2 separate regions of the Homo sapiens genome follow, and region 1 is linked to region 2. A link is a contact called in ENCODE Hi-C or POLR2A ChIA-PET data. All regions are on one chromosome and are shown on one strand. The core of a region is the stretch at or near the end of the contact, and the rest is flanking DNA. Distances in the headings are between cores, read along the strand shown. Region 1 overlaps GLI3 (GLI family zinc finger 3). Region 2 overlaps GLI3 (GLI family zinc finger 3).

What was found. A loop is a pair of places that touch in the nucleus more often than their neighbours do. ChIA-PET counts read pairs that join two places held with the same protein, here RNA polymerase II (POLR2A). Pooled maps may share reads with other maps.
Region 1: a map of heart left ventricle shows a loop between it and region 2 (2.2-fold over the local background). The contact joins two enhancer-like sites. A Hi-C loop is called at or near these places in 2 of 168 maps with a recorded cell type or tissue (colonic mucosa and heart left ventricle) and 4 of 50 pooled maps. POLR2A ChIA-PET finds 5 or more read pairs at or near these places in 1 of 52 experiments (WTC11).

The regions. Positions count from the first base shown.
Region 1 is chr7:42,093,017-42,099,528 of GRCh38, reverse strand. All of the region lies in intron 3 of GLI3 (GLI family zinc finger 3), which reads left to right. Among named protein-coding and RNA genes, the nearest start is that of GLI3, 140 kb to the left of the region's middle. Within about 2 kb of position 2,153, at least 11 of the 41 ENCODE cell types and tissues checked have a DNase peak (open chromatin) inside an H3K27ac peak, as active enhancers do.
Region 2 is chr7:41,978,666-41,985,090 of GRCh38, reverse strand. GLI3 (GLI family zinc finger 3) reads left to right here. Exons shown (of 15, transcript NM_000168.6): 11 at 6,343-6,425. Among named protein-coding and RNA genes, the nearest start is that of GLI3, 260 kb to the left of the region's middle. Within about 2 kb of position 5,175, at least 3 of the 41 ENCODE cell types and tissues checked have a DNase peak (open chromatin) inside an H3K27ac peak, as active enhancers do.

The DNA.
Region 1 (6,512 bases), core at 904-3,403, 120 kb before region 2:
AAATAATTAAATAAATATAATATGTTCATTGCACAAAAATTTAAAGTTACAGAAAAAAACAAATCTAGTAAATTACAAATATGTTTACTGTTAACGAAAAAAGCCTGTTAAGTATGCTCTATTTCAATTATTTCATGTATTGATTGAATGAGTCATTGGTTGGTTGGTGGATTGCTTTTCAGTTATAAAAACAATGTGTATGGGAGATGGTGTCGAATTCAAAGGAAGTAATCACTCAAAGTGAGCATTATTGGGAGAATGTGAAACCTTGGCTTGCATATGTATTTCCTAACCCGAAGTTTTGGCCTTAAGCTGATCAAACATGTCAAGTTACTATCAATGTAGCAACTGGTTGCTCTGAAAATGGCATGTCCAGGGATCCCTATGTGGATAGTGGGGAAGAGGGCGGAGCATGAAGTCCCTGGGCAGAACTCACTCAGCCTTGGTAAATTGTACTCCTTGATATCACCACCCTCTCCTTGGCACGGGGGAGCAGGCAGGGGATAGAGCCACTCTCAGGGCAGATGTATCCCTGGATGAATGGCGACAGCTCTTCCTTTTGGATGCCCCACTGTTAGGATCACCCACAAGGGTCCCCTCTTCTACCCACGCAAGCTTATGTATTTCAGCCTCAAAACACTCTGAGAGAATAAATAGGAATTGGGTTGTGATATTTGCGACCTATCCTCTCTGTACCCAAGCAGGATAAAGAGAGTTCTATACTGGGCCCATTTTATTTCCGTTTTCTCTTGGGGTAGCTGAAAAATCTGACCCAATGGGGAATAAGGGACATTTGTAATTGGGGTGAAAAGCATTGCTAGAAATGAGGCATTGTGGTAGTCCCAAATGATAGGGTGGAAGATAGCCTAAATTGACACAGCACTTTCCAGCTTGTAAAGCATATTTATAAACACGATCTTATTTTGGTTTGGATTCCTAAAATGACCAGTAGGTTTATATGGTAGGTTTTACACCTGAGAAAATGGATGTTCAGAGATATGGAGTCATGTGTACAAGGTTATTCTGGGGAACTGCCTCAGAGCCCTCTGCTGTACATCGAATAGGAGCCCCATGAAACAGAAACACATCACCTCCCTGATCCTATAGGTGAGGAAACTGGGACTCAAAAACTTCAAGAGGGAAGGCCCCTGAGGTTTTTTTTTGGAAATGGCTGACATGGGGCTAAAATGTAGAGCATCTTTTTCCGTTAGCGTGGGTCAGTTTTTAGTACATTACACAGAGACAGAGAGATGGGGATAAAAACAAACTTTTCTATGGTCTAATAATGAGAATTTGTTCAGCGTGTGATGAGGAGGGCATGTGCAAGTACATCCACATTGATTCCTGCCTTCCCACAGCCACTGAGCACTCTTCTTCACGTGTCGTTTCTCTCTGTGGTCATACCTGCAGGCTGTGGAAAATAAATCTGCTTTAGGGAGTCAAGGCTGTGGCTTTAGGTCCTCACTCTTCCACTTTTCAACTGTGAGTCATTGGGCTTATTGCTTAACCTCTCTGAGCATAATCTGATCCGCAAAGAGGAGATAATATCATATGCCTCCTGGGATTGTCATGGGATTTGAATAAGGCCAGTAAGTTCTCAGAAATGGGCTAGGCACACAGGAAGCAGCTGGTAGATGATTTTCCCTCCCTGGTATGTCTGGTATAGAACATATACCCTGACATCTGTCCACTAGGGGTGTCGTAGAAGGACATGGCCTGAGCAGAACTGAGGCCCTTGAAGGTTGTCATGGAGAGGAACGTAGGCTCATAAAGCCAAGTTCTGCAGAATTACACGTTTACTCACTTCAGGACAGAGAAAATGGCATGATAATTTTTAAAAAGTTATTTTTTCTTCTTTCAAAGGACAAAGGCTTGAGAGAGACATTTTGTTAAATTTTAGATCAGTAAATGCTGTTTGCCAAGTAATGTCTAAGAGAGGGGATCCTGGCCATTTCCATGGACACGAGAGCCCCTGCTGGGTCCCGTGCTCCTGGCAGGCTGCTGGTGTCCAGGGGAAGGGGGGCTCCCGGGGTAGGCCCCAGGCATCACCTGCGTCTCCCTCCAGCATCTCCCCTCGTGCTTAACCAGAGCCTGGGCCAGGGCCTGTGAGGCTGAGACCGTCTGGGGTCTGATGCCTGCTGCTTCCTGTCTCACATCTCCCGCCCCCTGCCCCTCCATCTTCCAGGGGGAGCGACTGTCTCTAATAGGGTGGCTGTGACAGATGCTGTGGGAATTCTGAGTTTGGGATAATGAGCTGTCATATGTCATTTCACTTAAACACAATAATACAAATATTTTGATCAAACATTTTCTCCAGCTGTTGAACGAAAGCAATAAAAGCAGCAGGGAGTGCCAGTGAATTCTCTGTTTCTGAAACGCTTTACCCTTTAAAAGCTGTTGCCTGTTAACTCCTTCTATCTCTGTCTGTCTCCTTTCCCTCTCCTTTTCCTGGCCTCTCTGATTTCCCACTGCATGCCTAGTCTGGGGCTATAAATAAAGAGGCTGAATTCAGGGATGTGAAGGGGGTGAAATTGAGCACAGCTTTTTATTAAACATCCCTTAGGCTGGCCGCAGAGCAACCGCAGCTGCTGTGAACTTGTAAAACCTGGCTTGGCCTGGCCACTGCAGCACAGCCTCCAAGTGTTTCCCCAACCCTCACAATCACATCCAACTTTTAGGCAACAGTCTTTTGAGATAACCTATCTTTGATGGCACCAGGCCCTTGGAGCTCTGTGGCTGGAGTCTGGTTTCATGGCTGATTTCCATGGCAGAGTTCTCTGGGCCCTTGCTGCTTACTCTCCATGCTCTGACCTGGCTTCTGGAATCTCTTCCTTCCCCCTCTCCAGGCAGAGAGGGATGTGGCTGCTCCAGGCAAAGTGGAGGGTCAGGAGTCTGAAGGGACCCTGAACACCCGCTCTTGGAGGATCTTAGCAGTTCTCCTTGCCAGTGGGCAGCAAAGGTGTGACCGCTTTGAATGCGTCCTTCAGGCTGAAACTCCCAAGAGGAATGCCCTGTACCCTGCTCCCCTTTTAAACCATGACCTCTGACTCAGCAATGCTACCAAGTTTGAAGTTTCTCCCGTGAGCCTGCTGTTTAGGGGTGGGACCAGATCAGGTGCTTTACTTGACACTGGACACTCTTTAAAGCCAGCCCGTTCCTGTACTCTCCCATCCCTCTCCTTTATTTCTGGGGAAGCGAGTTTGAGCTAACCTGCGTCCTATTCTGGATTCTAGGGACCCTGACTCCATCGGTACTCTCCTTTCTCACTTCATTCTTCCTCCACTTCGGTGGCTCCAGTGCCTTCCACCCATAAACAAACAGAGTCAAAACATCCACACAGCACTTCTGGCCTTGGGTCTTCTCTAGCTGCTGCCCTGTCTTCTCTATTTGCAGCCGAACATCCCGGAGTGCACCACAGTGTTCACCCTGGCTTCTCCACCCGTCAGCTCCCTGCAGTGCACACACCCTGGCTCCGGAAGCTGTGCATCTTGCCTGAAACTGCCTCCTCCCTCTGGCCCCTTGGAGGCCCCTGACTGGTGGTTGTCCTGTGTCTCTCCTATTTCCTCCTTGCACAACTCTGCTTCCTCCCCTCATCCCTTAACTGCCAGCCTCCCTCCAGGTTTCCTCTTCCTGTACCTTCCCTGGAGATATCACTAACTCTGATGTCACCATCCACTCCTGTGATCGCCTCTCCCGCCTCCATCTCCAGGCTAGACGTGGCTCTCAAATCCCAGATCCACCTCCCTCCAGACATCTACCAGGAGCCTGGCTGTGGTGGTCACCTCAAACCCCACCTGTCTCAGGCTGAATCCATGCTTTCTCCTCCCTCCTCTTGTGTCCTCTCCTGCTTCCTTCTCTGTTGCTGCCTTGGTCCCAGGACCATCATTAACACTCACCTGGGCCAGAACCTTAGAGTCAGCCCACCTTCCATCTTTCTCTTCTCACCCATCTCCTGTGTCCTTTACTTCTGCTTCTCCCAGAGCCCCTCCTCCATCCCATTCATTTCCCTTCCACTGCCCTGCCTTGGTTTTTTGAGTCTTTACATCTCTTGTTCTCCACCTTCATTTCATTCCACTCCAACCCATTCTCCATGTTACCACCAAAGTAATACTTCCAAAAGATGTGTTTGATCATTCCAGTCTCCTGCTGAGCCTTCCGTGCTCTCTTGCATGGTGTAGGAGCCCTGAACAGGCCTGGCCTCATCTTCTTGCACGCTTCCGTGGTTCCCGGAGGGTCTCCAGCAGCAGCAGCCTCATCTGGGAGCTTACTAGGAATGCAAATTCTCAGGCTCCACCCCAGGCCTACTGAGTCAGAAACTGCTGGGGTGGAGCCTAGCAGTCTTCATTGTAACAAGCTCTGCAGGAACTTGGAGGCAAGGTCAAGTTGGAGGACCGATGCTGGAAAGCAACACTGAGCTGCTTAGGAGTCACCAAGCACGCCCTTGCCCCCGAGCAGGCTGTGCTTGTCTGTGGTGTCTTTTCTCCACACTCCTGGTCACCTTTCTGAGCAAGGCTTTTCCTCAAGGAGAGGAGGTTCCTCTGGCCCTCATCCTTCCCCTACCTAGTCCTCTGCCCACTGCTCCCTCATGTGCGGTCTTTGGACCTGGGATGCTTTTGAGCTGTTGTGCTTGTGGGTGGCTTTGTGACTCCTCAGTCCACGTGCTTCCTTCCCCTCTGGGGCTCCTTGGAGCAACTGGCTTATTAGGCTTTTGGGAATCCGTGGGGCCTGGTACCTGGCAGTGCTGCTTAGATCTGCAGAGTGAATTGTCTTTTTTTTTAATTAATTTTTTTTTTTTGACACAGAGTCTCACTTTGTCACCCAGGCTGGAGTGCAGTGGCTTAATCTTGGCTCACTGCAACCTCTGCCTCCCAGATTCAAGCAATTCTCCTGCCTCAGCCTCTCGGGTAGCTGGGATTACAGGTGCCCACCACCATGCCCTATTTTTTTGTATTTTTAGTAGAGATGGGGTTTCGACATGTTGGCCAGGCTGGTCTCGAACTCCTGACCTCAAGTGATCCACCTGCCTCAGCCTCCCAAAGTGCTGGGATTACAGGCGCCCACCACCATGCCCTAATTTTTTGTATTTTTAGTAGAGACGGGGTTTTACCATGTTGTCCAGGCTGGTCTTGAACTCCGGACCTCAAGTGATCCACCTGCCTCAGCCTCCCAAAGTGCTGGGATTACAGGTGTGAGCCACCACACCCTGTCTAGTGAATTGGTTTTGACTTGTTCCTGTATTCAGCAACTACTTACTGAATCCTGAGGTGTTAGGACTGAAGCAGCACAGAACAGAATTCGTGGTTCTAATTGTCCTGTCTAAACTTTAAGAGTCAGCATCGTTGAAGAGCTAAGAACAGCTGAGTATCAACCCAGCAATGATTTGAAGGGCGGGCAGTGCAAGGGAGATAGTGACCTTGAGGGAAATACTGTGACTCCTTCCTGAAACTTCCTTTAAACCCCAAGACCCTTCTTGGGCACTGGCCTCTCCTCATCTCCTGCTTGACTTTTGCGCCCTTCCTCTCTGTTTCCTTAGTAGGATAATGCAGAATGAAAGTCAATTTTTGGTATCTTTTTTCTGCATTGAAGAAGGGAGTTGGACTTTAGCACTCAGTCCTGAGTTTATTTGGGGAGTGTGGCCCTTTCCTGATTTTCACTTCCTGAGGACCTCTGGCTTTGGATAAAGAAACAGTGTTTATTCTTTGGGGACAAAGATTTTTCTGAAAGCTCCCATACAGGAGTGTTCTCTAGCTCTTAAGATTCCCCATTAATGTGTTTGTTTTTCCTTTTGTAAATTTGTTACATTAGCATTTAATTACTCTTCATGACAGTATTAAATTTCATGAGTGATTTATAGTGATTTATAGTTATAATAGAGACTTGTATGATTTATTACAGTTGGCATTTGAGGTTTACCAAATTCTTAAGAGCCATAAGCACTGAAATTGCTTAATCTGACCCTGTCCAGAACAACCACAGCATGTGTGAAAACCCAAATTTAAGTATAATAGGAACAGCTGCACCACCCACCCCATTTTTATTTGATGTTACTGTCTACGATTGTGGTAACCGTATATATGGGGGACAGTGGTGGTGAGTATATGTGTTTCTTATGTAGAAAAGAGAAGGGAACCTTTTTTTTTTTTTTTTTTGAGACATTGTTTTGCTGTTGTTGCCCAGGCTGGAGTGCAATAGGGCGATCTCAGCTCACTGCAACCGCCGCCTCCCGGGTTCAAGTGATTCTCCTGCCTCAGCCTCCCGACTAGCTGGGATTACAGGCATGTGCCACCACACCCGGCTAATTTTGTATTTTTAGTAGAGACGGGGTTTCTCCATGTTGGACAGGCTGGTCTCGAACTCCTGACCTCAGGTGATTTGCCCATGCTGGGCGCCCTTCTGTTTTTAAAAACAAGATCCTGGCCAGGCGCGGTGGCTCATGCCTGTAATCCCAGCACTCTGGGAGGCCGAGGCAGGTGGATCACCTGAGGTCAGAAGTTTGAAACCAGCCTGGTCAA
Region 2 (6,425 bases), core at 3,926-6,425:
TCCACCAGTGACTCACCAGTGAACCCAGTGAACTACCAGCCAGAAAGGCTGTTCCATTTTCTTAGATGTTTATATATGGAACACACTGCTTTCTAAGCCCTTATTCTATTTTCTATGAAGGCCATAACACCACCTGTGTGTGCACATGGGTGTTTGTGTGTATGTGAGAGAGATCATATGTATTTGAAAACTATGAACATATATTTTGCTTTTACATGTAGCTTGTGTTGTGATGAACTTGGCGTCGTACCTTGTAGAAATCTTTTAAATTGATAAAGCAGTTCTGTGGGATTTGAGAAACATTAGATACTGACAGAAAGACTGGCGTGAAAAGTACATGCGCAGGGGAGCTGTCTGGAAACTGGTGAGGGTTGAGCCTGAAGCTTCGCGTTTCCCCCCTCCACTGTTTTTAGCAATGCTTAAAGGTAATATTTTTATTACAACAGTGGAATTCACCTTCTTGATGTTAAGAAACTGGCTGATGTAAAGAGTGGACAGACTTTTGAGGCAGCCAGGTGTGTATCTATGGATTAGTGATTCCCTCGGGCAGGGTTTGAATGGGGATGTGCAGATCTTGCACACACACATTTGAGCCTTGTGGTAGCATTCTGAAGAAGTCACTTAGAAGGGAGGACACTTATCGATCCAGAGAACTGTGTTTCTGAGTGGGAATTGGTGGAGAGGAGACTGAAGGAAAGCAGAAGTGTACTTCCCAGCCTCATGAGCTGCGTGAACGGCGGCTTTATTTGGAGAGCTGCGAGCCATGGACTGCATGTGTCCTTTCATCTGGAGGGTTAGGAACAGACCAAGGGAAAACTGCCTGCTCTGAGCTAATAGTGAAATAACAAAGTGAGAAGAAAGGACCCTGATTAGCTCAGTAAAGTCCATTGTGGCATCTATTTTGCTGCTAGTGAAAGAAAAGCTTCACTTTCCCATTTCTTCCTGTAGCTCTCCAAGCCTCCTTGGTGGACATCCAGGGCTCGGCTTCCCAAAGAAACTCCGTTAAAAGAAAGAAGCACCTTCTGCCTCCTTGATTGCTAAACCAGCTTGTGATTTCTCCCACCTTTCTATGGGCTCCCGGAGCCCCAAAGGAGTGGAAGAAACAGTGGAAGAAATACTGAGTCGTGGCTCATTTTGCTCCCATTCGATGACAGTTAAAAAAACATCATTTCATTGGTTTGCTATGGGCTCATGAGGTGTTCACTTCCTCAGTCACCAGTTCCCTAAGGCTAATGCTTGGAGCCCCAATTGGAAAACTGAAGACATGGACCCATCGGGAAGCTCAGTGTCGGGACTTGGCTTTTCTGGGGAAATTTCCTGGTCCTGATGTCCTGGCCCTGTTTATTCAGACAGGGAGAGTTCAGAGTGGCTGCGCCGAGAGAGTTGGCATGCCACATTGTAATTTACACCATCTATCTCTTTCTGACTCTCGGGCCTCTGGCAAATTGCATGTCTATGTGTTGGATTAGTTTGGAATTTAATCATGCATTATTTTCCCTCCAATTAAATTATTTATATATTTGATTAACGTTTTCACTGCTGGGAAGTCAAATTTTCAATGAAACCACAAATAAACTCGTGCCCATTGAATTTCAGGCCAGCTTCATATGGGGTCAATTCGTCCATCGAATGTTAAGAATTCATTGCCTATCACTTTTCTTATCTACCTTGGATTTTGGTGAGAAAAAGAATGTGTTTTTTTTTCTTAGTCCTAGGAATATGATACAAACAGTGAAGTTTGGCCTAATGTATGGCCCTCCCTTCGTTGGGGTACCTTTTATAGCGCAGGATCCTGATTTTCAGTCCTTCCTACTGCCTTTTCTTTTCTCTGGCACTAGAACGTACCTCCTTCTAATTTTGCTTTCTCAGGCTTGAGGGCTCACCTGTCAGATGTTAGTACGAGAAGGAAACAGAGCTCATCCACTTTGGGGATTAGCAGTCAATGGCCCATAGGCCAAATCCAGCTGCTTGTTTCTGTGCAGCCTATGAGCTAAGAATGGTTTTTAGACTTTTTAAAAGTTGAAAAAAAAGTCAAAGAATATTTTGTGACACGTGAAAGTTTTCCACATTCATAAATGAACAGATAACCCATTCATTTAAATGTTGTCTGTGGCTGCTTACAGCCCTGTAAAGCCTAAAATATTTACTATCTAGCTTTTACAGAAAATGTTTGCCAACACCTGATCTAATTCATTACTCTAATTTTACAGATGAGAAAAGTAAGGGCCAAATAGGTGAATTGGTCTGTCCAAAGGTACACAACTCATCAGAAATTGTCTGGAATGCTTCCTCCATTGCCCTCCAGTGCTCTGCCTACTGTGATATAGGCCCTCAGATGAACACTCACTGCAGAGGGCAATGTACAATGTATTTTCTTTTTTTTTTTTTTTTTTGAGACAAGTTCTTGCTCTCCCAGGCTGGAGTGCAGTAGTGCAAACCTGGCTCACTACTGCCTTGACCTCCTGGGCTCAAGTGACCCTCCTGCCTCAGCCTCACAAGTGGCTGAGACTACAAGCCTATACCACCACACCCTGATTTTTTTTTTAGACATGGGGTCTCGCTGTGTTGCTCAGGCTGGTCTTGGAGCTCAAGTGATCCTCCTGACTCAGCCTCCCAAAATATGGGGATTACAGGTGTGAGCCACCATGCCTGGCCCAATGCAGCTTTTTAAAGGAAAGTAAATATTTAGAACACATGCACATGTTAAGTCTGTGAGTTCTTAGAATTTTAATTTTCACTTGAAATCTAGTTCTAGGAAATATGTTAAGCTTAAAATACATTTGAACTGCTTAAACAGGCAGAGAGATGCCTCCCTTTTTCCTTATAGCAATTGATTACATCCTCTGTGCAGCATTTAAGCAGTAAAGAAGAGGAAGATTGACTTGGTTCCCCAGCCTCCTAGGTGTAGAATTTCATTTAAAGAAAAATAACTGTGGTCTCAATGCAAGTTTGAACTTAAGAGCAGTTCCAGAAAATTGCAAAAATATATTAGTTGGGACTCGGGTCTAAGGGATTGGAAAGGGAACATTCCCAAGATGCTAACCTTATGAAAATGAGGTTGCTTTAAGTGCCCAACATAAGTTTCCCCCACCCCTCCCCACATGGAGACAACAGCAAGGGTGTTCATGCTTGCTGACTGGTGTGGGATTTCCTGCCACTCAAATTTCCACACATTGTCTCAGTGGCAAAGGTAGAAGAAGCTGGGTGCGGTATAAATAGGAAATGATTGGGATTTTTCCAGGCACTGCCCTCCTCCGCTGGTTGCCAGTTCTCCCTTCTCTGCTCAGTGCCGGATCCCTCAACACCATTGTAGGCAGATTCTATACCTTCCCCGTCACTTTGGATAACTAAAGTGTCCAATTTAAACGTCCAATCTCAGGTCCAATCCAGAGCCTTCCCTTCCCTGTCAGCAGCGAGGCACAGGCCTCAAGGGAACTGGCAGGCTGTTTGCCCTCCCTTTGCCACCTCACCTAAAGGAGCTGGGGCCTGGGAGTGCTGCCAGGAGATGCCTTCCCTTTCTTTCTAGGGTCCAGCTCCTCCAGTGTGTTGGATGAGACAGGAAAGGAAAATATGAGAGTCCCTTTTTTTACTGGCCACTGTTGGCACCTCCTTCTTAGCCACCCCTGCTCCCTTGAGTAGCACCAGGTTTCCCTGATGCCCTCCTCTTCAGGGGCAGACATGCAAGCCTGGCTTTCCCCTGGGGTGTATGTGAGTTTTATGCAGGGGTATTTCCCACATCCTCACTGCTGGAGACATGACTGAGCACACAGCATTTTAGGTGAGCCCTGGCAAGCTAACCCAAGCTTACCTACGTCATGGATGTCCACTTGACCCACAGAAAACTCATGCCTTCTCGCCATGCCAAGTGGTGGCAGTCTCTCCCTGGCCAGTTCTCTCCTGCCATGCGTGGCCCTCACGCTGTTCCTCAAAGGCACCAGGCTCTGTTCTTCTGCAGGTACTTCTGTGTCATCGGTCCGCTGTAGTGTCCCATTCTCCTACCCCATCCTTCCCTGCACACCTGATGTGTCTACTCATCCTTCAGGTCCTGCTCTAAATGCTGCTTCATTGGAGAAGCGGACCCTGATTCCTGATGCTGCACACTGACTTATGATCCCATTACATGTTTTTATAAAACCCTGTTATCTCCCTTCATAATGCCTATCACAACTGTAATTGTATAGTAATTTAAGCCATGACCTGTTTCCCTCTGGTAGACTTAATTCCTTGGGGCAAGAATCATGTCTGTCATGTTCTCCAGCACAGGGCCTGGTGTGAGTGGCACCCAGCACATCCTCATAAAAGCATGAGAGAGAACAGGGAACTAATAAGACATGGATCCAACCTTAAGCAGTTGGCTCAGCACAAATTATAATTCAGTTTCCCAATTTTACCTTTTCCTTTCTCCCTCCTGTGTTCCTTCCTTATTCTTCCCTTTCCTTCTGTCTCCCTCACTCTCTGCTTGCCTTCCTTGCTTCCTCCCTCCCTTCCTTCCTTTTTTCTTTCCCTTTCATATGCATTAATCCAAGGATCCAAGCTTTATTTCCAATGACTTGGAAAACTGAACCAAGAGCAACTGTTAGGGAGTGTTTTTGTATGATCATTTCTTTTTCTCCCGTTTGAGAATCCATAGAACCCCTCTGTAAGATGTGAGCTTGGTTTCCAAGGCTGGGCTTCAGCACACATTTGGGAAAGCCCTGGTCTTGTGTATGGGCTACAAAGACTTACTAGAAGCAGACGTGCGGATTGAACGTTGACCCCTGTCCAGAACATCTGTTCTCTTCCTATACCTGTGTGCATCATCATAACTTTAAAGAAACACTGACATGGAGCATGGCTGGCTTTTCATAGGAAACCCACATCTGTTTGCCGTGGGGTTGCTCCCCAACCACTGCAGTTTCTGTGTCATTTTTGGAGCTACTGACGGGACATTGGCTCTCTTCTTGTGTGCTGCAATGTACCACTCTCTCTCTGCTCTTCATCAGATTTTTCTGGGAACTGCTCCAAGGAGAGGAGATAGAGAACAACAATTTCTTTTCTCTGTCCTCACCCAGTTTTAAACTCCAGAAACAGCATAGAAAACTTTACTTTTGTAAAACTTTTTTTTACCTAAAGCGAAAGGCCATCTAGTGGAGTAACTGGGAAAGGCACACTCTGAGGGCAGAACTTCACCTTCAGACTCACAGCGACCACCGCTTTAGGAGCCCTGGACTCAGCAGGAAAGTAATGAGAGGTTGTGTCACTACCACACGAGGCATGGAGCCAAAGGGAGCTTTCTCTTATTGAACGAAGTTTTTTGGTGATGTAGTTCTATGTATACTTCAGAAAGTGTTCCCACAAGCCTTAAATTAAGGCAAATAAAATGTAGAATCACCAGAAAATAAAGACCAACAGCATCAACCTAGGATGCAAATGTCTTCAGTAGTCCATAGCTGGACATTGAAATAGTATGCTCAACCTGTTGAAATTGACCTTAATTTGATTCAAATTAAGAAGCTTCTCTTCCTCTCATGCTGCAGTAGGTTTCTAATGATTCCTAATTGTATTAATCCAAGAAATTAAATGATTCTAAAACCATGAATTGGTAAGTAATTCAGAGAACTTCATCTTTATGTTAAAAACTGTATTAATAGAATTTTAGAGCTAGAAAGTCCCTTAGCAACTAGTGAATCCAGTCATTTATTTTCTACAAGAAGAAAACCAAGGCCCTGAAAGACTAACTTATTTGTTGATGACCACACAGTCCTCTTCCTCAGTATAATTCTTTTCTCTGCAATTCTTATTCAGGAAGCAGTCTGATTAACCCTGAGCTAAAGTTTCATTTGCAAGTGCTTTTGGTTTTTTTGTTCTGGAATTGTGCATGTCTGTGTGTGCCTTCCCTTTTTGAAGCCTAAGCCGCGGTGCTAACCCATGGCCCAGCATGTGAGAGTTGGAGAACATCTCTGCAGTTGTTTAGCCTCAATCGCCAGCCTTGGCAAGGAAAAATGACAGAGATTCAGAAAGGTCAACAGTGGCTCACCTCATTTCATAACTAGCTGGTCCCAAACCTGGAATTGAACTCTGCTCTTCAGATGGCCAGTGTACTGTAGTATATTTCCTGGAATGCCAGGCTCCATCCCGGTCTTGCCACTCCCACTGGTTAGGAAGCATGCATACACAGTTAGCAAAAGCAAATTTACTTGAGAAGTGTACTAACTGGAATTTTTATAATCTGTAATATGGTAAAGTTATTCTTGTGGTCTTTAGAATTTTTAAGATTGGGGTATTTTCTGCATTTTCTTCTGTCGCCTTCAGAAATGATGAATACGTTTCCATTTGATTTCTCTCTCTTTTTCCAAACCCCAGCATATAAATAACGACCATATTCATGGAGAGAAGAAGGAGTTCGTGTGCAGGTGGCTGGACTGCTCAAGAGAGCAGAAACCCTT